Regions from separate parts of the Mus musculus genome. Here all the other regions are linked to region 1. Evidence: chromatin loops called from intact Hi-C (ENCODE). Cell type or tissue: left cerebral cortex. All regions are shown on one strand.

The links. A loop is a pair of places that touch in the nucleus more often than their neighbours do. Peaks named below come from ENCODE experiments on the same cell type or tissue, not always from the same donor. Only the 100,000 strongest peaks of a DNase experiment are listed, where the experiment ranks them.
Region 2: a loop joins it to region 1, with 3 times the contacts of the local background. A loop is called at or near these places in 5 of 42 quality-filtered maps.
Region 3: it touches region 1 in a loop (2.0-fold over the local background); 19 of 42 quality-filtered maps call a loop at or near these places.

The regions. Positions count from the first base shown.
Region 1 is chr17:29,091,125-29,099,124 of GRCm38, reverse strand. It overlaps Cdkn1a (cyclin-dependent kinase inhibitor 1A (P21)), which reads right to left and starts at 5,356. Exons shown (of 3, transcript NM_007669.5): 1 at 5,264-5,356; 2 at 288-728. The coding sequence starts at 717. In left cerebral cortex, CTCF peaks have their summits at 3,468 (motif pointing right) and 4,117; DNase peaks (open chromatin) are centred at 3,606, 4,471, 4,671 and 5,392; H3K4me3 peaks cover 2,626 bases; H3K27ac peaks cover 1,873 bases.
Region 2 is chr17:28,984,695-28,992,694 of GRCm38, reverse strand. It overlaps Stk38 (serine/threonine kinase 38), which reads left to right. Exons shown (of 14, transcript NM_134115.3): 3 at 227-278; 4 at 1,275-1,397; 5 at 4,434-4,517. It also overlaps the pseudogene Gm23887. Among named protein-coding and RNA genes, the nearest start is that of Stk38, 19 kb to the left of the region's middle. In left cerebral cortex, CTCF peaks have their summits at 4,779 (motif pointing left) and 5,698 (motif pointing left); DNase peaks (open chromatin) are centred at 373 and 4,784.
Region 3 is chr17:29,165,139-29,173,138 of GRCm38, reverse strand. It overlaps Cpne5 (copine V), which reads left to right. Exons shown (of 21, transcript NM_153166.2): 13 at 3,681-3,734; 14 at 6,360-6,421. Among named protein-coding and RNA genes, the nearest start is that of Rab44, 55 kb to the right of the region's middle. In left cerebral cortex, CTCF peaks have their summits at 1,799 and 3,765; a DNase peak (open chromatin) is centred at 1,811.

The sequences.
Region 1 (8,000 bases):
AGAGTAAGTGCCCTCATCTGCTGAGCCATCTCTTCAGCCCGGCTCCCTTCTTAGAGCTCTACTGCCAATCACCACACTATCCTGGGCATTTCGGTCACTGCAGAGAAAAATGCCTGGATCATATGAACATCAACTGTTCCTCTGAGCCCCACGAGGTCCCACGCCTATGGAATGGCTTGGTGGTGGGGAAGGGCTGGAATGTTCTCTGTAAAGGCCATCCTCAAATGGTGGCCTCTCCTCTCCAGGCCTCTTGCAGGATCTTTCTCCTTCTCTGCTCCTGTCCTTACCTGTCAGGCTGGTCTGCCTCCGTTTTCGGCCCTGAGATGTTCCGGGCCCACCCGGGGAATCTTCAGGCCGCTCAGACACCAGAGTGCAAGACAGCGACAAGGCCACGTGGTCCTCCGGAGCTGGCCCCTGCAGCAGGGCAGAGGAAGTACTGGGCCTCTTGTCCCCTCCCAGGTCGTCACGGCTGCGGGACCCAGGGCTCAGGTAGACCTTGGGCAGCCCTAGGCTCCGAACGCGCTCCCAGACGAAGTTGCCCTCCAGCGGCGTCTCCGTGACGAAGTCAAAGTTCCACCGTTCTCGGGCCTCCTGGAGACAGCCCGCCATGAGCGCATCGCAATCACGGCGCAACTGCTCACTGTCCACGGGACCGAAGAGACAACGGCACACTTTGCTCCTGTGCGGAACAGGTCGGACATCACCAGGATTGGACATGGTGCCTGTGGCTGAAACACAAGAAGGACCCGGGTCACTATGGAAACTACCCCATCACAGTCTTCAGGCTCCCTCTGGTCCTTGCAGGTGCTTTTCCACCACACCATGAGACTAAGGTGGGTGTTGAGTTCAGCCAGCCCTGCACCCCAAGGTCACGGGTGATGTCCACAGAAGTAGGAGTCACCGTCCTGTTTACCCCAGGAATTCTATTAGCCAAAATCAATGTGCTAACGTGTTCTTCATGGGTGTGAACATCCCAAATACGTGTGAATTGCTAGGTCCAGTGGTCTCCCTACCCTGCTGTCTTGGTGATTAACTCCATCAGGCCAATCAAAAGTACCCTGGACAGCCGGGCGTGGTGGCACACGCCTTTAATCCCAGCACTCGGGAGGCAGAGGCAGGCGGATTTCTGAGTTCGAGGCCAGCCTGGTCTACAAAGTGAGTTCCAGGACAGCCAGGGCTATACAGAGACATCCTGTCTCAAAAAAAAAAAAAAAAAAAAAAAAAAAAAAAAAAAAAAGTGCCCTGGACTTTGGGATACTACACATAAACTGTATAGCATTAGTGCTGCTACTTGGCACCAGTTTTAAAAAGTGACTCCATGTCTCCAGCCTCTGTTTCTTAGCCAGTGTGGTTGTGGCAGCATACTCGCGAGGCTGGCATGGTGGCTGGGAGAGAGGCGCGAGAATGCCGGAGCTAGACTGCCCAGATCAGAATCAAGGCTTTGCTGGGTGACCCCGAATAAGTACCCTAACATCTCTGGGCTCCCTATTTGAGAATGAACTAAGTTAACATAGGCAATCCTGAGAAACAGAAGCCATGAGCGTGCCTCTCTGCCCCTAATTCTGACAGAGCCTCCTCCCTGCCCCTCCCTCCCTCCCACTGTCACTGACAGGTGCTCCAGGCTGGAGGCCTTTCCAAAGGACGCTGGCAGGCAGTAGCCTGGGAGGAGGCAGCAGCCTGGGAGGAGGCAGTAGCCTGGGAGGAGGCAGCAGCCTGGGGGGAGGCAGTAGCCTGGGGGGAGGCAGCAGCCTGGGGGGAGGCAGTAGCCTGGGGGAGAGGAGAGTCTGAAGGGGTGGAGCGGGGTTAAGGCTCTCTCCCAGGCTGAGCCACATCCTGCCAGGCAGATCAGGTAATCTGGAGTCTAGACACCTCCCAGCCCCAGACGTGCCTATAGCCTGTGCCCAAGGAACCCGTTTTACAGGCACTGAAAAAAAAAAAAAAGTTAAAGGTGTTGGTTTACCTGGCTCCTCTCCAGGAAAGAGGGATACCTGAGTGGCCCATCCTGACTCCAAGACTAGGGGATGCAGCTTCTAAGGAGGGCCTTTGAGCTTGCAAGGTGAGCCCCAGTGGCTTCCTGAGGCAAGACCCCCTGGGCTCTTACCACATACACTACCACACACATACACACGCCCAGCTCCTTAAGACCTCAGGGTGAGTTTGCCCACAGCTGGAAGAGAGAAGGGGGTACCCAGACTATGATTCAAGGTAGGAAGCCAGAAGAGATGAAGCGTCTGGGGCCCCGATGGTAAAGCCTGGGCCTTGTGCTAAGCAAGGAGCTCTCTATAAAACTGGGTGTGGCGGCACACACCTGTAATCGCTGGAGGCAGAGGTAGGGAAAGAAGTTCAGGGTCTACCTTGGCTACTACATAGGGAACGTGGCCAGCATTGTGGCTTCCATAAATAAGTAAAACAGCCAATTCCCAAAACACAGCACTCGGGAGGCAGAGGCAAAATGTCTGTGAGTTGAAGGCCATCCTGGTGTGCATAGTGAGAGCCTGGCTAAACACCAACCAACCGAAACACAGGTCTAACAAGGATTCCCACTGCCCGCAAAAGGATTCTCAAGGTGCAGACCTCAGAGGCCTAAAGGACCTCAGATGGCCTCTGCCTACAGGTAGAGCTTGGGGCCTATTCACATCCTTTAGTACAACTCAGTCATCCTCCTGCCTCTGCCTCTAGTGTGCTGGGATTGCAGTTGTAAGCCACCAAAAGCTATCGTTAATAGATGGCAATATCACATTCTTTTACGGCAGAGCTAATCCAGGTTCAGAATGTGTGTCCAAAGGCACAGGGCTCACAAGCGGGGTTTGAATTCAGACCCTTTTGGTCTAGTATTGATCATTCTCTCGTCTTCTCACCTTGAGGGGCATGACCAGAGGACTCCATTAAAATCAGCTGGAAAAGCTTTTTTATTAAATATAGACTGAGCTCCATGTTATGGGGAGAGTCTTTAATCCCAGCACTCCACCAGAGGCACGTGATCCTTATGAGTTCCAGGCCACTGGGCCAGCCTGTCTATATAGTACTGGTAGCTGGGGCCATTTTGTAAGCTTGTCTCTCTGTCTCTGTCTCTCTTTCACACACACACAGAGACAGAGAGAGAGATCTATATAGATATAGAAATATAGATTGGCTCATTTCCCCAGACAAACTGAGCCGAAAAACAAGTTTGGTGCCCTTCCCCAGACGGTAGCTCACAGGGGCCAGAGGAAGGAAGGGAAGACACCAATGGACTCGGCTAAGGCTGGATAGTCCCCAGTTTTTCATAGCTGAAGATAAGACCAGGAACCCAAGAGGGGCACGATCTCCACCTTGTCTCTCAAGGGCCACGCCTCCCTAATAGTCCGCTAGCACACCCTGCTAAAATCACTTGTATCTGGCCATCAGGCATATTTTAATTCCCTTTAAGCCGCGGTGGGGGTGGCAGAAGCCCGTGGTGCCACCCGCGCCTAGCCGGCCTTGCAGTCCTCACTGATGCCGGTAGGGGGCGCTGTGCACTCAGGAAATGGCGCTCGGTAGGCGGCGCGTAGGCCGAGCAAGGAGTGGTGAGTCAGTTTCCTGCCCGGCGCTGCCCGCCCGCCAAAACTGCTTGGGCACCGGAGCTGCGCGTCACCCTGGGGTGGAGAGAGGAGAGGAAAGGAGGGGGACCCCGGGCCACAAAACACGTCACGATGAGCCCAGGCTTCCTAAATTCCCGCCTATGTTGGGAAACCAGACTGAGCGCGCGCGCGCGCACGCATACACACACACACACACACGCACGTACACAGACACACACACACACACACATACGCACGCACGCACACACGCACGCACGGACACTCGAGAGCAAAGAAAGTGCTCTTAGCTCTGGCCCCCTCCACCTTGATCTCCACGCCCAAAGCACGCGATGAGTCAGATCCCTGGAAAATAAAAATAGATGAGGGCGAGGACAACAAAAAACCGCCTGAGTGTCCTCTCTGAAACGCGACGTAGGGGACAGAGGAAGCTGCCAGCGCGCCCCCAAATGCCAAACCCAAGCCCAAAGTATTTCCCGCACGACCAGGGTGCAAGTGTAGCCCTTGTCCCCGGAGGTTCCGAGTGGAATGGATGTGCCCTAGTGGGCGCACTCAGCCTGGTCACCTTCCTACACTGGGTGTGGACTGGGTCGAGGGCCCCAGCCCCGGGGCGTCTGATGTACGGCACCCGTAAGCCTCACTCCGCGAGGATACCGGCCGCTCTACAGTGCGGGCTCCTCTCGCGCCCCACGGTCACTGGTCCGGGTCGTGGTGGGCGCGGTGGGTGGGACCCTTTGCGCTTCCCGGGCTGGCAGGGTGGACAGGACCCGCCCAGACTCCCTGTCCCCGAGGGCGCGCCGCCGAGCGGGGACCGGACACCGCGTCCTGGACCTCCCCGTGTCCCGGGTTCCCTGGGAACATACTGTGCCCGCCAAATAGGTCACTGTGCCGCGCGGGGGAGGGGACGGGGCAGGAACGAGGCTGTACCCGGGCAGGGAAAGGGGCTTCTGGGCTGCCACTGACCCATCCCCAGTTGTGGCGCGATTCTGGTCTCAATCCAGTGCCCGGGGTCTCCTTGTCACAATGAGTCACCTCCTCGCCTGTCCTCTAGGACGTGCCCAGGCACGATCCCGAGGGCGGAGGACACAGCTCGCGCTGACCTCAGAGCCCAGTGGGGTGGTGGCTACCGCGAAACAGGGCACTTGGTTCACAAGGACCGGGGATCCGGCGGCACCCATGGGATCGGAGAACCGCTCTGCGCTAAGCTCTAGATAGACTCGCCGAAGCTTGTCACAACCGCCACCCAGGACCCATCTCGGGGCACCGTGAGCTTCATTCTCACGCTTTGGGCGAGCCGCACCTGGAATCCCTAGAAACATTGGCAACCAGAAGCGAGCTCCCGGTAGCCGATCCCCGCCAGCCATCGCTCGGACCCGGTCTCCAAGGACTGGAAGAGTGGCTGCCATCCGTGGTCCTGGAGTTCAGACTCTGTATGCCGAGTCCGCGACATAGCCTGACCCTCGTCACACTCCAACAAACGAAGCCTTCAGCCACCACGGACGCTCAGACCCACACCCGTCATCCACCTGCCGCGGACACACCTGTGACTCTGGCGGGCACGCACAAATACACATATACACACACAGGTGATCCACTCATCACCACACACACACACACACACACACACACACACTTCTGGGGACACCCACTGGGCTCAGCGCATTGCTACGGGGAAGAACTATTGTTCCCTGCCACGAAGCTCTCACCTCTGAATGTCTGGATATCGCTGTGGATCTGCGCCTGACTCCAATTCCCCTAGACTCTGACACCGCGGCGGCTCACACCTCTCGGCTGCTGCAGTTGGCGTCGAGCTGCCTCCTTATAGCGTCGGCCCAGGCCCCGCCCCCTCAGAGGCAGGACCAACCCACTCCTTCACCGATCCCGGGGACTCGCTGGCCCGCCCTCCCCTCTGGGAATCTAAGCCCGCGCCAGACAGCTAGAACCGGCGCGCGTTAAGAGGGCGCGCCCTCCCCTCCCCCACACCTGGGCTATTCTCTTGTCACGCAGCGCACCAGCAGAGCCACATACATCTATGAACAACAGTACAGTTAGAGCTGAGTGAGTGTTTATGGGTCTGTCCCTGACCAACTGTGGGAAGGACTAACTCTTTTCCAGATCACTGATATTAGTAAATAAAATCCTGGGTTTCGGGAGGTGGGTCTGTTGGTACAGTGTTTGCCTAACTTGCTGGAAGTGAAGCCCTGGGTTGGAGCTCCAGGGCCCCATAAACTGGGCATGCGGGGTCACGTCTGTAATAACAGCGCCCAGTGGGGGGTGAGGAGGGGGAAATAGGCATTCAAGGTCGTTTTGACAGCTACCTATTCCGATGGAGACCAACTTGAAATATGTGACACTGTTTCAAATATAAATAAATTGATCATTTGAGTATGATAGCAAAAGCCTGGAATCCTATACTTGGGAGATTGAGGCACGAGGGGCGTTACAGGTTCAAGACCAGCCTGGGCTATCCATTGAGACCCTCTCAAAAACAAAACAAGCCCATAAATAATAAAAAATAGTTTAAAATCCCAAGAAGTCCCACTATGTCTGGAGATTTTTTTCCCCCTCCTCCCAGAAGCCCCTCGGACATCGGGTCCAGAACGCGATCATTTCCTCCCTGTCTCACAGACGAGGAAAGCAGTTCCACAGAAGGAAAGGATGCTGTCAACCGCCTCAGAAATCGGGGAGATTGAGTCCAGTTCTCAGACCACGGACTACCAAGAAAAACAGCCGCCAGGCTCCTTACCTCCCCTCTCCCCTCTTCAGAAGCCAGCATGTGAACATTTCTCACACCATAATACATCCTGCAAGTGAGAGCATCAAGACCTGACTGGGACCACACTAATGGCTACCTGCTGACCTCTGGCAAGCTGCCCAGAGTACTCTGCTTGCAGATTTCTTTCTCTGGGTCCAAAATGAGGGAAATGTCTAATACTCCCCCTCCCAAGATCCAGACAGTCCACTAAAATGACATTGATAAAGGACAATTCTAGAAACATCTACGGATGTTCCTGACAGACATAGCAGTAAGACATTCTCCGTTCCCACCTTCCTCCATGTCTCTAGTCAGTTTTATTTCCTTCTGTTTGGGGTCTTTTGAGACGAGGCCTCGCTATGTAGCCCAGGGTGGCCCTCATATTCAAGGCAATCTTCCTGCCTTAACTTCCTTGCTTAGAGTTAAGACTACAGGTCTGAGCCATCACACCCAGCAGAAGGGGGTTTTCTTCAGTCTTGTTACACGATCCAGCCTGGTCACATGGGCTACATAGCAAGACCACCATCTCAGCTAAGCATAGAGGTACATGCCTGAAATCACGGTACTTGGGAGGCAGGGGGGATTTGGAGCTCAAGGCTAGCCTGAGCTATCTGAGATCACCATGCATCCAAAAAGGGATGTAGCTCCGTTAATATAGCGCTTGCCTAACATGTATGAAGCCAGGAGTTGGATCCCTAGTAAGGCATCATCTAGATGATAGCGGCATACATCTGTAATCCCGGCACTCAGGAGACAGAAACAGGAGGACCAATAATTCATCAAGGTTACATGACATCCTGCCTCTAAAACAAAAACAAATTCCTCTCTCTCTCAAAACAAACACAAACAAAAATTTTAAATAAAGCAGAGACTGGAGTCTTAGTTTGAACGGATATCTTTAGTTAAAAGATCAAAATCCTGCTTTGGAGAAGCTGTGAGTTCTGACATCTGCTCTCCGATGTCTAGAGATCGCTGCCCAGACATGCCCAGTCTTCCTCCTCGGATTTAGCTGACCTAGACAGGCCTCCTCTTCTGTGATGGGGGGTGGAAGTCTGGGAAGGGCTTGGCCACCTTCCCAACCCCCCTCAAAAGCCTCATCCTGTTCAGAAACACAGTTGAAGGACCCCCTTCAGACCCCCAAACCAGGACAGACATAATGGCCACTCCCACAATGCCCCAGCTCCTGAACGGTCCAGTCCCTGCATCCAAGTCGTCCATCCCAGGGCTGGGCTGTCAGGGGCCAGCACAGGATGTCAAAACTGCCCAAATCCCCTTGGCCTCCAGGCTTCTCAGATAGAAGTGACATTGTCTGTCTGTTTACTTTGGGAGAAAACAGCTTGAATAAAGGCTTATACTGAACTGCTGAGTGCTGTGACCTCCTGTGCCTTTACCCTACTGGTGTTGGAGAGATTTATTTTAAACAACTTCTGGCTTCCCAGAGCACCACAAAAGTACTCAACAAATATTTATTAAGTCTGGGACTACTCAGTCTTTCTAACAAACATTCTTGGCCTTGCACTTGAATGTATAGTCAGGCACACCATTGCACGTGAATGTATACTCAGAAACATGGTTGGAGGAGCCCTCCAGACCCCAAAATGACAAAGTGACAAAATGACTACATACAGTACCTGACACATACACACCCCAGGCACACACACACAGATGCACAAAAGCATCCTTCACCT
Region 2 (8,000 bases), 110 kb after region 1:
GCTGTCCTGGAGCTCACTTTGTAGACCAGGCTGGCCTCGAACTCAGAAATCCGCCTGCCTCTGCCTCCCAAGTGCTGGGATTAAAGGCGTGCACTACCACTGCCCGGCTATTTCATGACCTTTTATCTAAGTGAATACTTACAAGTGCTTAACAATTCTGTTTGTATAGGCTTGTCAGAATACAAATGCTATTTTATCTTTTTTTTTTTTTTTTGGTTTATTTTAGACAAAAGAAGTTAGAAAAGGTGATGGAAGAAGAAGGCCTGAAAGACGAAGAGGTGATTTATATGGGGCTTGTTCCCGGGTTCCAGCGTGAAGGTTATGTTTTCTTCATCAAGTTAGCTTTGGTGCCAGGGAAGCGTTTGGCTCCGTGACAGGAATTTGAGAGTTAGCATGCTTTTGGATTCAGTTACTCATTCAGAGGAAGACGTTAATTAGGTGCTTAGGAGAGGGCGGTCTCTCTAGTCACAGTTATGGTGATTAATTAGCTTTAGAATTCTAAGAAAAGAAAAGATGAAATTAGTTAAACTAAATTAAAATTTAGAAGAACAGAGTGAGAATTTTTTACCAAGTTGTGGTGCTTCATACTGTAATCTCAGCACTTGGAAGTTGAGGCAGGAGGATTGCTGCAGGATTGAGGCCAACCTGCACCAGAGGGTGAGATCTTGTCTTTAATGAGTGAATGAATTAACTGAAAGACCCCGTAGCAGTAAGGAACATTTCTGAAGTCGTTATTGGAACAGGGGACTGCCTCCTGACAGCCCTTGTGCACACAGCTTACAGATGTGAGGCAAAGATACACCAGTGAGGAGGGATGCAGGTAGCCAAACAGCTCTGGCAACACCTTCAGAAACGTGGGTGATACAGCCCAGGACAGTGGTAGCAAGTCCCCAGCACAGGGCATTGAGGCCAGGTGGTGAATGAATGCTAGTATGTACTGGTCTTGGAGGACTTTAGAAAAACACCCTTACCTAAGAAAAGGCTCATGGAAAATGTTGATTTGTCTCTCACCATTAGAAAGGCTAGATTGTTGAAGTAGTTTCTTCAGAGTTCTCAGGAGCCCCACACCCCCTTCAGTGTGGCTTGCTCGTTATGTCTGATGACCTGGGAGGGGAGAAGGAACCACTAGAGCATGCTTGTGTGATGCTGTCAGTCACAGGGAAAATGGGAAGATTATGTATAGACTAGCGTGGCTCTGCTCCCAGCTGCACAAGACAGATAGGAGTTGGTTTCAGAATTTCAGCTTTCCTTCCTTTTCTTTGTATAAACATTAGAAACGACTCAGAAGATCCGCGCACGCTCGGAAGGAAACAGAGTTTCTTCGATTAAAGAGAACAAGGCTTGGACTGGAAGATTTTGAGTCTTTAAAAGTCATAGGCCGAGGAGCATTTGGTGAGGTAAAAAAAAAAAAATCCCAGAAATTCAAAGCTTTTAACATGCCATGAGTTCCTGATGGTGTGTAATACCAGGTTAGCTAGGGAGAGCCTGTCTTGAAATATATGGAGTTCACTGGATAGACATGTTCACTTCTCTTTTTCTTTTTCTCCCCAGTTCATTGTCCCAGATCACTTCTGACTTGTCAGAGAGGACATTAGCACTTTGTTTTTTTTGGACAGAGTCACACTATGTAGCCCAAGTTGGCATCAACTGTGTGATCCCGCTGCCATAGCATGCAGAGTGTTACAGGCATGTCCCACTGTGCTGAGATCCTGATGTTAGGATGCCCAGTATATTTACTCATTAATTCTGGAATCATCACAGTGGATGTAGACATTAAGACTCTGAAGATGCACACGGTCTGTCAGTCACACAGCTGTTGAGCATAGAGACCAGAGGCTGGGCTGGAGTCCTCTGCCTTGAAGCTGTTGCTTTCCCAGTACCACCGTTCTCAAGGAGGAAACTGATCTTGTCTCCACTCTATTCCCTACCAGATGCTTACAGCTCTAAAGAGATGTGCCTAAGCTTGGTTAGACATACGCATGAATGTAATGGTAGCACTCTAGAAGCTGAGGCAGAAGGACACGCCAGCCCAGGTTAGCTAGGGATCCTGTCTTTTTAAAAAAAAAAAAAAAAAAAAAAGACAGACCTTGAATTAGTATAGAGCATTAAAGGCCCAGCTGCTGTCTGTGTCTGGTTGCAAGAATCAAATGTAGACAGGTGCTCTGCCCTTCTGCTGCTCCCCAGGCCTTTACTTAGCCCAGATCTTATCAATGAATCCTGCTGCACTACAAGAGCAGTCTCGGGAAAACGGTGAATGAGCTCATGCCAAGGTCATTGCCATTGATGGAAAACATGCAAAGGCAGCTTACTGATGCAGTAATTACATGGTCTCCGTGTAGAAGGAGAAACATGGTATAAACAACAGTACTCAGGGGAGAACTGCATATTATCGTGAAGAGACTCTCAAAAGGTAAAATTGACCCTTCAGTTGAGAATTCCAGTTAGCCCTTGAGAATAAGGAAGTGTTGTTCAAAATGCTCCCTGTTCAAGAAAAAGCACATGGTACTTGATTAGAAAGACAAAATGCAGAAAGACATAGGGGAAAAACCACTTCTCAGTCTTTTTGACTGAGATCAGGTGTAGTATCTGCTCTTAGCAGTTTAATATCTAGTATGTCCTCCATCTAAGGACAGTAAATTAAATGGAGTTTTGGACCTGGGAGAAGGAACAGGAGCATGCTCTTTGACTTGGCATTGCAGTAAGAGAACAAAACCCCACAAAACTTAGGTATCTTGGGGGAAAGGAGAGAATGCCCAGGAGCTTGCCAGGAGGTTTTCCTTTTTAATAGACCATTAGTTTTCTTTTCACAGTACAATTTTCTCTTTAAAAGCACTGGGAAAATGGTGCTAGAGAGATGGCTTATTGGTTAAAAGCCCTTACTGCACTTTTAGAATACAGTGCCCACTTACAGACACATTCACTTTAATTAAAAATAATTGAATTCTTTTAAAAAATTGGAAAATAGGCTGGACATAGTAGCTTAGGTCTTTAATCCCAGCACCTAGGAGTCAGAGGCAGATGGCTCTCTGTGAGTTTGGGGCCTTTTCTCCATAGTGAGCTTCAGGACTACATAGATCCTGTCAGAAAAAAATGAAAAAAAAATAGAGAAAGAAAACTTTTTTCCTAATAAAACATTTTCGAAAGAATTTAACAGCCCGAGCCTTGGGTCAGTGGTTAGGGCACTCACTGCTCTTGCAGAGGACCTGACTGAGCTCTGTTTCCAGGACCCACCAGGGGACTCACAACTGCACACAGCTCTAGTTCCGCGGGATCGGAGACCCTCTTTTGGACTCCTTGAGTATCTGCACTCACACATATACCTACACACAGACAGACTCATGCACATACAATAAACAGATCACTTGGGTATTGTGGCCCATGGTTTTAAGTCAGCATGCAGGAGTCAGAGGCACACAGATCTCTGAATTGGGCACCAGCTAGGGCTGTACAGTGAGCCTCTGCCTAAGTGGTTCGGAGCATCTGCTTCTCTTTCACAATTCCCAGTGTCCACAAGTCGGCTGGCAACTGCCTTTCCTCCAGTCCCTGAGGAATCCATTGCCTTTTGGCTTCCTCAGGCACTGCTTACATGGGGTGCACGGACATACTTGTAGGCAAAACACCCATTCACATAAAACCTAAGTAAGTAAAGTAAAGAAATAATTAAAACACTTAAGAAGTGGGGCTGGAGAGATGGCTCAGCGGTTAAGAGCACTGACTGCTCTTCCAGACGTCCTGAGTTCAAATCCCAGCAACCACATGGTAGCTCACAACCATCTGTAATGAGATCTGATGCCCTTTTCTGGAGTGTCTGAAGACAGTTACAGTGTACTTACATATAATAATAAATAAATCTTTTTTAAAAAATTTAAAAGTGCTGTTTAATTTCTATTTTACTTTATTTCTTCCAAGAAGAAGGTTTATTTTTGTGGGGTTTTTTGTTTTGTTTTTCTGTTTTTTTGACAAAGGGTCTCACACAGCATAGGCAGACTGGCTTCAAGCTGGTGAGAGCTCTGCTTCAGTCCCTCAGTGCTAGGATTACAAGTGGATCTGATGTATAATTTTCATATTAAATGTTGTGATTTTTACTTAGGCTTTCTGAGTCAACTGTCGGGTATTTGCCATAGGTTTAACTCTGGATATTTGCCATGCCTTAAAATGAAACTAAAGGCTTTTACATGTGTTCAACTCGGAGTCAAAGCTGTTGAGCTCTGGAGACAGGTGGAAGTCTTCTCATCGCTGTCACAGCTGTATAGTAGATTTGTTTGTAACATTGAAAGTGTCTGTTTTTGCATGTTTAAGCAATACTAGCTTACATTCAGATGGTCATGCCTTTCTTGTGTGAGTAGTATTTGTGAAGCTTCAGTATGCTGGAAACGAAAATCCTTAGCTTGGCAGTGTGAACTTGACTTACCACATCTTTGGGACCCTTCCAGGTGCGGCTTGTTCAGAAGAAAGACACAGGGCATGTGTACGCAATGAAAATCCTGCGCAAAGCAGACATGCTCGAGAAGGAGCAGGTAACTGAGCGGGAGCTGCCGGCAGTCAGCTTTGGGGGCTTGTTGCCTAATTACACTCTGATGGCTTAGTTGTCTTTATTTTACTACAGTTCTCTCTAGTTAGTTCCCTTATGCATATTGTCCTATTTTTTATCCTCAAAAGATGCACTTGTATATTTAAAAATATAAGTAAGGGACTGGAGAGATGGCTCAGCGGTTAAGAGCTCTGCCTGCTCAATTCCCAGCCACCACATGGTGGCTCACAACCATCTGTAAGGGGAATCTGATGCCCCCTTCTGGCATGTGGATGTATATGCAGCAGAGCACTCATTAAAATAGATAAAATTTTTAAAAAACTACAAGTAAGACCCGTGAATACAGATAGTGTGTTTCACAGTCCAGGCTGTGAGGAAGCAGCTTTGGGTCCTCGATAACCACAGCTACACTTGCAAGAGACCCTCCTTTGAGCTCACGCCTGGTATGATGGGAGTTTTTTGTACTCCTTGGATGGGGATGTAGAACTGGCGAGTCTGAATACACTATAACCTGAACACCTAACCAAAGACGGGTCCTCTGTGAAGCTTACTGATGCGCCAGTTTCTGAATTAATGTGGACAGTGTAAATGGCAGAGCAGCAGAAGGTCTCCTTTATGGTTAGGAACGGTCTTGGGCCGTGGAGCTTCCAGCAGAGTGCTTGTGTATGATGTGCAAAGCCCTGGGCCCTCCCTAGTTAACAGCCCACATTATCCAGTAAGGATGAAGCTCACGATGAAACTAGATCTGACATACATACTTAATGCAAATTCCGTAGGATAGCTTTATTTTTATTTTTTTAAAGTAAGAGTTCAGCCCTTCTGTGGGTCTGTTGAGCTGGTTGCCTCAGAAGAGGTAGCAGTGGGTGACGCTGCAGTTTGAGGCCAGAGATGTTGTGCCAGGCAGAACTCTTCATTTGGAGCCCAGCAGCGAGGATAGAGGCTGTCCCCACATTTAGTGTTCTCTGCCCACTGAGGATTGTAATCAGGGAGCATTTCCTGTCCACATTCAAGTGCCTCTTCAGACCTGTGCTTTGGGGGCTGGAGAGACAGCTGAATGGTTAAAAGAACTAGCTGCTGTTCCAGAGGATCTGGGTTGAATTTCTAGCACCCATATGGTGGCTCTGGAATGGTCACATTCCAGTCCCAGGGAATGTGACACCCTCTACTGGCCTCTTTGTGCAGTGCATGCACATGGTACTCAGACTATACATGTAAGCAAACCAACCATTCACATAGCAGTTATTAAGTCTTTTTTGTTTTTTTTTCTGTTTTACTAGGAAGCCTTGAATTCCTCTTTTTCTTTTCTTTTTTGTTTGTTTGTTTGTTTTTGAGACCGGGTTCCTCATTGTGACCAGCCCTGGCTGTCATACACTTGCTTTGTAGACCAGGCTGGCCTTGACCTTAGAGCTCTACCTGTCTCTGTCTCCTAAGTGTTGGGATTAAAAGTATGCAATACCATGCCCGGCTAAGCCTTGAATTATTTTTATTTCAAATATTTATTTGTTTATTATGTATGTAATGTCCTGGCTGCATGTATGCTTACACACCAGAAGAGGGTACCACATCTCATTCTAGATGGCTCTGAGTCACTACATGGTTGCTGGGAACTGAACTCAGGACCTCTGGAAGAGCAGCCAGTGCTCTTAACCTCTGAGCCATGTATTCAGCCCAAGCCTTGGATTCTTAATTCCAGTTAAAAGTAGATCTTTAACAAATCTTCAGCTATTATTGTAGTTTATGCAAACACCAACTGATATGCGAGTGCCTTACAGCCCTATGTATGTGCTGCCCAGAGGTCAGTGTATGGTGTGGATACATGCTCAGGCTCCAGGAAAGAGGACCAGTTAATCTCTTTGAGGAAAACAATGTCTGTGTTGTTTAGTTAGGATATTTGTGGGTTATGAGTAAGTTTTACAGTATGTATGTCCTATCATTTTAGCCAAAACTCAAAACTCCTGTCAGTTTGTTAGCTGTTCTGAGAGTTAGAAGTGGGGCTGGTGAGGGCTCAGAGTGGGAAGGTGCTCGATGTGAGGTTTTCTGGGAGCTGTGCCTTGCCTTCCATTCACACACAAACATGTGTACACAAAACAAAATATTTAAAGTTAGGAAAGAGAGTGTGGTGGCACACCTTTCTTTCTTTTTTTCTTCTTTCTTTTTTTTCTTTCTTTCTTTTTTAATATTTATTTATTTATTTATTTTCTTTTGTGGTTTTTCCGAGACAGGGTTTCTCTGTATATCCCTGGTTGTCCTGGAACTCACTCTGTAGACCAGGCTGGCCTCAAACTCAGAAATCCTCCTGCCTCTGCCTCCTAAGTGCTGGGATTAAAGTGCGCCACCACTGCCTGGCTTATTTATTTATTTTATGGATGTGAGTCCACTGTACTATCTTCAGACACAACAGAAGATGGCATCATATTCCATTACAGATGGTTATGAGCCACCATGTAGTTGCTGAGAATTGAACTCAGGACCTCTGGAAGATCAGGCAGTGCTCTTAACCACTGAGCCATCTCTCCAGCCCTTGGATTGAGTATTAATGAACTTAGATTTGATTCACTTCATCTTTGGATCTTGTGACTCTTTTTTTTTTTTAAGATTTATTATATTTATATGAATACACTATTGCTCTCTTCAGACACACCAGAAGAGGGCATCGAATCCCATTACAGATGGTTGTGAGCCACCATGTGGTTGCTGGGATTCGAACTCAGGACCTCTGGAAGAGCAGTTGGTGCTCTTAACCACTGAGCCATCTCTCCAGCCCCCTTGTGACTCTTAAAAAAGAAAGGAGGAGTATAATTTGAGAATATGTAATAATGTTTTGGTTATTGCTCCATATTGTAAATAATATCAGTTTGATATAATGATCACCAGTTTTGAGATAGGGTGTCACCTCCACCTCTCATGTGCTAGTGCTAGACCTGCAGGCATGCACCCCTCCCCCACACTCTGCTTTCCATGGTGCTGGGGATCAAACCCAGGGCTTCATGCATGCTATTTAAGCTCTTTGCTAGCAGAGCCACACCCCTGCTCATAAAGCATTATATTTTAAAAAAGTGATTCTACCAGTTCCCCCAAGCTGCCTGTAGTTAGGTGTTGCAGCAAATGTAGAAAATGAGAAACGCCATGATTTTGAATCTTTAACCCAGTGTAAATGTTTTTTTTCATCCTGCAGTGTAGTGCCCAGCAGTGAGCTACAGCTACAGAGTGCTGCTGTGTCATGGTGATCTGATTGTCACTCAGGGCTTTGTTATTTTGATATCAGTTTGGAGCCTGTAGCTGAGTTTTAAGTAACATGAGCACTTGTATAGACTCCTTGAATAGCAAGAAGGTCCTGGGTTCCATCTCAGGCATTGCAAAATGAAACAACCAGACAAAACAGAAACCTCAGACAGAAACCAGTTCACCTAGATAGTGTAGCCTGAGGTGGGACTGCTCAGGGTCTCACCTTGGGCACTGTTTCTTCTAC
Region 3 (8,000 bases), 74 kb before region 1:
CACAAACACACAGCGCTAAGTCATCTGACTTCCAAGTTCTTGAGTTCCACCCCTTGCAGAACACTTCTGATAGGTCCTTAAGAAAGTCCTGGGTGCGGGCTGGCGAGATGGCTCAGCGGGTAAGAGCACTGACTGCTCTTCTGAAGGTCCTGAGTTCAAATCCCAGCCCCCACAGGGTGGCTCACAACCATCCGTAATGAGATCTGACGCCCACTTCTGGTGTATAATAATGTATAATAATAAATAAATCTTTGGGCCAGAGAAAGCAGGAACTGAACCAGCAGGCCTGACTGGAGCAAGAGGGGTTGACTTGGAGCGAGCAGAGGTCCTAAAATTCAATTCCCAACAACCACATGAAGGCTCACAACCATCTGTACAGCTCTGTATAGCTACAGTGTACTCACATACATAAAAATAAATAAATAAATTTTTATAAAAGTAATTTAATAGCCACTCCCCTCCCCCACACACACACCACCATTCCCCGGCCCTACACACACACCTCCAACACACACCACAGGAAGAGCACCAGGAAGGAAGGGAAAGATGTCTAACAAGCCAAGACCTGAGGTCCCAACTCCAGAGTGGCCCCACGTCTTCAGACAAAGCTTGTGGTCCTCTGGAGGAGTAGCCAGTGCTCTTAACCACTGAACTATCTTTCCGACCTTCATAGTGGTTTTGGGGAAGGAGTCCCCTAGCCCAGGCAAGGCAGACTGTACCTTTCTTTGGGAAGTGGGTGGAGCAGTTATCTCTCTTGGGGTTTGGCTTCCAGTGGCTGTGAAGTCTTGGGTGAAATGGAAATCGGAAGCTGCACAGATGGGGCGGCCGGTTTCCTTCCGTTTCCTCAGACAGCCTCTTTGCAATCAACAAGATACGAGCTGCCTGAGCCAGGGGAAAACCACCTCCGTTTCTGGCGCCCCGCCCCCACCCCCGGGGGGGCAGCTTTGGACCCAAGGGGTGTCACCAGGAGGCCAAGTGGGCCCAGGAAGCCCTTGCTAGAGTCAGGAGTGTGAAAAAGGTCCTCACCAGTCAACACCCCACCTCCAACCCTGAAGCCACCCTGGCGGGACACACTTTTAAAGCAGCTGTTCCTGGGACCCAGCCTCTGCTAAAGAATCACTCAGACGCTGAGCCTCTTCAAGTCCTACTGTCCTTCTGACAGCCCCAGACAAGCCTCCAGTCTCCAACCCCTCCAGTGATCCCCAACAGCACACCCCCCCCCCACCTCCTGAGCTCCCACCATCCTCTGCAGGGTGTGGGGCTTTGCAATAGGATTCTAGTCTCTTCTAACCTCCACAGTGACCAGAATGCTCTGGGTGTGGCTCCGTGTTGCCTTGAAATGAACTTCACCCCACACCCCCACTCTCTAATGTTAAGGCAGATCTCCACTTAAGCTGGCACTGAGTATTAACCTGACCCCATTGTCACCACACCTGAGCCCCACGGGCCTACAGAGGGGAGTGTGCTCCTTCTGTGAAGAGAGGCACGGCTCATGTCTGTCTGGGCCCCGAGCACTGAAGCTGCTGCCTCCCCAAGGACTCTACTGAGTCAATATGGTCCCACTTCTGATCAATATGGTCCCCAGAGGCTTTCTCAAATGTCCCCTCAAGGAAGTCATCACCTTTGCAAGTCTCTACAGGCACACTCTTCTTCCCGAGGTTGTGCCTGGGGCCTTTCCATGACCATGAGACCCTCAGAGGTGGGCCGGTTCATTCTGCATTCCCAGCAGCCTGGTGCACAGGAAACCAGATTTCAGACATGGGGAAAGGTAGCCGCCTAGTGGAGCGGGCCAGTTCCTTGTAGCGTCCCTAGGGGGTGCTGTGGCCCTGTGTGAAGCCTGACAGTCACTTGTAGCTAGAGAGGCTAGGATGAGGGAGGTTCTAGGAAATCCCAGGAGAGCTCAGAGCAGACAGGGTGCTAACTCACTGTCCACTTCGCTCAGATCTGACGCCAACGGTTGCTTTAACATAAAAAAAAAAAAAAAAGAGTAGGTTCAGAGAGCGGAAGTGTGACTGACTACACGTTAATTTAAAGATAATGCCAAAGGCTTCAAAGAAATGTGTCAGGCACGGTTGTGTGTATCTGTGGTCCCCACCACTCAGAAAGCAGAAGCAGGGGAATGTGACCTCAAGGCCAGCCTAGACTACACGGTGAGACCCCTGTCTCAACAATAGAAAGCAAACCAAAATGAGTCTAAGAGGTACTATAAAGAAATCTACACCCCTAAACCGTGTTCTGCTCGCTCCACTCTGCTGCAGGGAACCGTGAAGCAGGGGTCGGAGGTACATTTTGTTCCAAACCCCGAATAAGCTCAGCTGGGTAAACATTAATGTTGAGTCTGCAACTCTGCCCTTCTGCCTGGCAGCCAGGTGGTATTAGAGAAGGCTGCCCCATGGCTAGAGAGGCACTTCTAGGATGTTCAGCATCTCAGACCCAGCCTCAGTCCCCACCTGAGCATGATGCCAGCCCTCCCATTTGAACTTGTCACTCATCCATCACGGGTGACAGCTCTGTACGTATGCACCGCTGGCCTGGAGACAGGTTTCTCTTCCTGTGTCTACCCAGATGGCTGTGTGACTTAAGCAAATCGCCTGGCATCTCTGTGTCCTGGTTCCCTTCGTCTCTGAAGTGGGCATCAATCCTTGTTAGACCGAAGAAACTGCAGTTAAAGACATAGGGAGGGAAGACAGGAAGCTGGTGGCGCACGCCTTTAATCCTAGCACTTGAGAGGCAGAGGCAGATGGTGGATCTCCGAGTTCAAGGCCAGCCTGGTCTACAGAGCAAGTTCCAGGCCAGCCAGAGCTATGTAGGGAATGCCGTCTTGAAAAAACAACAAATAAAAAGACATAGGAAAGATCCCCAAGAGAGGCACGTGGGATATGCCATGTGGGAGAGGGGATAAGAGTTTGAGAACAGCCTGGCTCTGTTGATTGCACACCAGAGAAAGCCCAGATCTCTCGTGTTGAGCCTGGGAACAGAGAGCTCCGTGCAGCATGGCTCACCAGGACAAGGTGGCCCTCCTCCCAGCCCCAGGGCTTCTCCAACACCAGTAACCACAACTACAGCTGGGTCACTGCTCTGAGGCAGCGTCTTGACCTCCCACCCGCTCCCCGAGTGGTGACAACCACCTACAGACTTTACTAGATGTCAGGGGTGAAGGGTGTCACCCACTGTTGTCACTAGTGGGGGGACAGAGACATCCTGAGTCTTTACAGAGCCTACTGTGCGGAGCCTTGTCATGGGACGAGCAGGTTTGGTTTGGAAGCTTCCTACTGTGGGTCAGGGTGGCCCAGAGCCAGGCTCATAGGCTCAGGGCACCCCTGAGTGGGAGCCCCAAGGAGAATGGGGAAGGCAGGACTGCAAATGTGTAGGGGGTAAAAGAGCGGCCCAGCCAGCACAGGCAGGCGTGGGCAGAGTTGTCTTGCAACACCTGGTTGCTCTGGCAGGTTTAAGGGTATTGGGAGACAAAGCTAAAGAAACTGTCTCAGTGTGATGGATACTGGGACTCAGGGTTAATGAGGATGCCCAAGTGCCAGCATCTCACAAAGCCTGGCAAAGCCCTTCCCAAGCTGCGGTCACACCCGTACCCTGCTGGGCTGATGCCCAAGCCACACCCAGGTCTGCTGGGAGCCCCGAAACTGTCCCGACTGCTTTCAAACAGTGGTTACTTTTCCCTACAGGTGATAAATCCAAAAAAGAAAATGAAGAAAAAGAAATACGTGAATTCTGGCACGGTGAGTAGCGCCCCCTGTCGCAATGGAGGGGCATTGCCCTGAGCCAAAAGCCAGGCTGAAGGGCAGGGGTCCCATCTAGGTGAGTGGGTAGCAGAGAACCATCAGCCTCAGGGAATCTCTGCAGGAAGGAAAAGCGGGTGTGCATGTGGGGAATCCCCAGGAACTGGGCACTGTGAGAGGCCACACTGGCATCCACTATCATGGAGAGGAGCAGGGAAGTGACTCAGTCAAGGTTAGACAGCGAAGAGTCATGCAGGAGTCAACTCCACCTTTCATCCTGCGTGGGCAGCAGCAGGCACTGCCGCTGAGTAACTGTTACCACCAGAGACCACTTTGGTCCTTGATTTGTGAGGGCTGGTGGGCTGGACATTCTAACATTCAGCAAATATGTGCTGGGCTCTCAGCAGAACCATACGGGCAAATGACACAGGCAGGAAACGGAAGACCCAGGTCCCTGGTGCTTATAACAGGGGAGGCAGAGGGTTCTTTAGTACCTGCACACACATCAGTGAAATGATTTCAAGAGCTGTGGGGGAAGGTGAAACAGAATGGATCAGATATTGAGAATACATAATAAATATAGAATACAGAATAAATACAGAATAAAGGGACCCAGCCCTCAAAAACAGCATATGCAAAGGCCCTGGGGGCAGCTGTAGATGTGGTTACTGGTGTTGGAGAAGCCCTGGGGCCGGGAGGAGGGCCACCTTGTTCTGGTGAGCCATGCTGCATGACCACACTGCACGGAGCTCTCTGTTCCCATGTTCAACATGAGAGATCTGGGCTTTCTCTGTTGTCTATTCTAGAATGGGTCCGTATATTTGCTATGCAAATGTACCTGGGTTTGTGCCCTCTTTCCCTCCTCTGACCCTTATTCCTGAGAGAGATGTCTCTGTCAGGTAATGTAGTCACTAGGCTCAGAAGAGTTCTCTCCCCGAATCCCATCCTCCTTGGAGCAACCCCACATGTAAAATGGAGCCAGCACTGGGGGTGGTGACAGACCTATGGAAGGTAGGCCTCTGATTGTCCCATACTCCGCTCATGTGTGGGAGAAATGAACCAAGACTCTCCTGTGTACCGCTCCTTCCAATCAAGACTCTTCTGTGTGGGGCTTCTTCACACTCGGGGACTTGGATGCGCTGATGTCCCTGACTGCAGTGTCCCCCAGGTAGAAACAGCATTTGTTTGGGCAGTGCCCTGTGCTCACAGGCCTTCCCCATTCACAATAGAAGCACGCCCAGTCTTTGCCATTAGACCTGGGTAATTCCCCCCCCCCCACCCCAAACACACATCCTAAGTGCCCCAGAGGAGGCAGGACCTCCCCAGAATGGCAGTTCTTTAGATGTGCAACCAAAATGAAAAAGGTCTCGAAACCATTCCTTTTGACCAGCCTTCCTAGCAATGAAGAGAAGGGATCTATTCCAGGCCCCACACGGAGCTAGGAACAGCACAGGCCTCCCAGGGCCTGGGGTGGGGTGGGGCCATCCCTGCTGCGGGGGCACTCATGGGAAGAGTTAAACAAAGTTCCCCAAAGATCCATTGCTCAGACCTGAAGACTCAGAAGCTCGCACTGGCCAGCGTTGGGGCTGGGCAGCTGGACAGGGTGAGAAACTCTGGTGTCTTCTTCAGAGGCTCCACCTGGGCTGTTGCTGCAGCTCTTTCTGGTTGGCTGAGCCACCACCCCTGGGAGGAGGTTCAGTGGCCTCTCAGGTGCTTGGCACACCGTGCCCCTGGGTGTGGCTCTCCGGGACCACTGCACACAGACCTTCTTGTTGAGGGACTTCAGCTTTGTCACAGCTGGCTTAGCTGAGCTGACACTTAGACCACACCAGCCGGGAGGCCTTGGTCTCCGCCCCTCCCCCCCTTCAGGTGCCTTGCTCTTCCTCCTCTCCGTGGCCCAGAATTCTTTGCGGCAGGCTGCCTAAGTGGGCAGAGCCATTGCCACAGTCCCTTGGGGCACAGAAGGCAGGAGGCTTCAAGTCAAGAGGAATCTTGAGTAGGAGGCACCTGTGGGGAAAGGATGGGATACTCAGAGGGTCTTGGGGGTGAAGGGGTAGAGACTGAACAGCACCCCGGAAGGGAGCATGACAGGCAAGGCCAGAGAAGAGAACAGTTCAGAGACAGAGGCGTGGGCTCCATGCCAGTCAGAGACACAGGCATGGACGGGTGGCTGGATCTACATCAGAAAGATTCCCCAGGCCTCCATACTGCAGGCCAGGGCTCTGGGTTTCCCCAGGGCTCACTTGGAGGATGCCTGGTCCCTTACCCCGAGCCCTGTGCTTCAGCAGTTGGGTTATCAAAGTTAAGTTAAATGTGGCTCAATGTCATCCTTGGCTACACAGGAGTTCAAGGGCAGCTCGGGCTAGGTGAGACCCTGTCTTGACATGAAAGTCAGGGAGGTTCTGAATTCAGACCTACTAGGCTCATATTCCCACTGTGCCACATCCTGGCAGCTGCCTTGGAACCTCAGTTTCCTTGGCTGTAAAATGGAGATAAACGTCCTCCGTGGGATGGCCACAGGCACTAGGGAAACCAGTCCCTGAAAACGGCCCACAGGCAGAGTGTGCCATCGGATCCTGGCCATCCCCTGGGCTCTCCACTAACCACACTCCCTTTTTTTCCCAGGTCACCCTGCTTTCCTTTGCGGTAGAGTCAGAGAGTACCTTCCTGGATTACATCAAAGGAGGGTGAGAGAAACAGGGCCTGGCCTCCCCAGCCCCAGGGAGAGGGCAGGGCTCCATACCATGTAACCAGAGCGTGCCCCACAAGGCCCCAACTGGAGCCCAACACTGGGCTCCCAGGAGACTCCACCTTAGAGCTGAGAACTCTGCCTACCTCTGGATTCCAAGCCCAGGACACCTGCCTGGGTCATGTGGAATTCCTGAGCAGAGAGAGGCCCTGGTGGAGGTAGGAGCTCTTGTGACAGAGCCAAGGAGTGGGAGGTAGAAAGTGCTCTGCACAGGCATCAGGAGATGCAGGTTCTAGGTCCCTGTTTGCCTTGAATTTCCTGAGTTACTGTGGGTGAGTCATGTTCTTTCTGTGAGTATCGCTCCTGCCAGAGTTTAAGTGTGGGGCAAGGAACCTGTCGGGAGGGACATTAGGGGACAGTCCCAGGGACAGCAGGTGTCCAACCCCAAGCTGAAAGAGCAAAAGGAACTGCAGAGGGGTGACCTCCAGGCCATGACAGGCAGCACAGCCAGGCTGCCTCAGCCAAGAGCTTACTAGAAATGGCCCGATTCCAAAGAGGGGCCTCCCTGGTACACTCCCTGCAGGCGGCTGCCAGGTCAGGGCGTGGGCAGCCGAGAGCCCACAGGTGCAGGTGAGGGATGACTGCCCCTGCCTGAGAGGAGCCAGGCAGGGCAGCTACCCAGGGCGCATCCCAGCCCGGCAGGAGAGGTTTGAGGCTTTTTTTTTTCTTTCTTTCTTTAATGCAAGAAAAGTGCTGTACCCCTGAGCTGTGCCCCCAGCTCTGCAAAGGCAGCCATAGTGGATCCATGCAGAGAGGCTAGAGGAGGCCTTTGGATACCCAGATACACACACCCTCTGGGTATCCAAAGGCCTCCTCTAGCCTTTCTGCATTAAAGAAGAAAAAAAAAATGCCCCAAACCTCTCTTCTATATTCCATTAAGCAGCCAACCTTCATCTTCCTAGCACCTGGCAATCTTCAAACAAGCCACATTTTGCTCTCCATCTCATTTGCATAGCACTCCTGATTTACATAGCGGGCGGGACTGAGACCTTATCTCCATTCTGCACCACCTGAGTGCTGTCCCGGCTCCTATTGTTCCTGGCTGATTAGTAATGCTAGCCTCCTAGGCTGTGTCCCAGTGGGGCTGGATACGATAAAAGCTGATCATGGGATGGCCATGATGGAGGCAAGGGGCTGCTAAAACCACAGGCACGTTCAGGAGCAGAGGGAGTGTGTCCCGGCAGGAGGCATCCTGGCTTCCCTCCCCTGCCGGCTGAACCAAAAAGGAATAAAAATGAGATTCCTGGGCCAGACGTTCTCCCTGTCACCTGTATTTTCTGTCGACTTAGAGACTGGGTGTAGTGGTGCAACCTTTAATCCAAGCAATCGAAAGGCAAAGGTGGAAGGCTTTTCATGAGTTCAAGACCAGCCTGGTAACATAGCAAGTTCTAAGCTAGCCAGAGCTGCACACCGAATCCCCATCTCAAAACTAAGTGAAAAAGAAAACAAAGAGAAAGAACTAGGGTAGAGCTGTAGAAGCTCAGGTTCTGGGTTGGGTTTTGGGCCAGACAGCATTG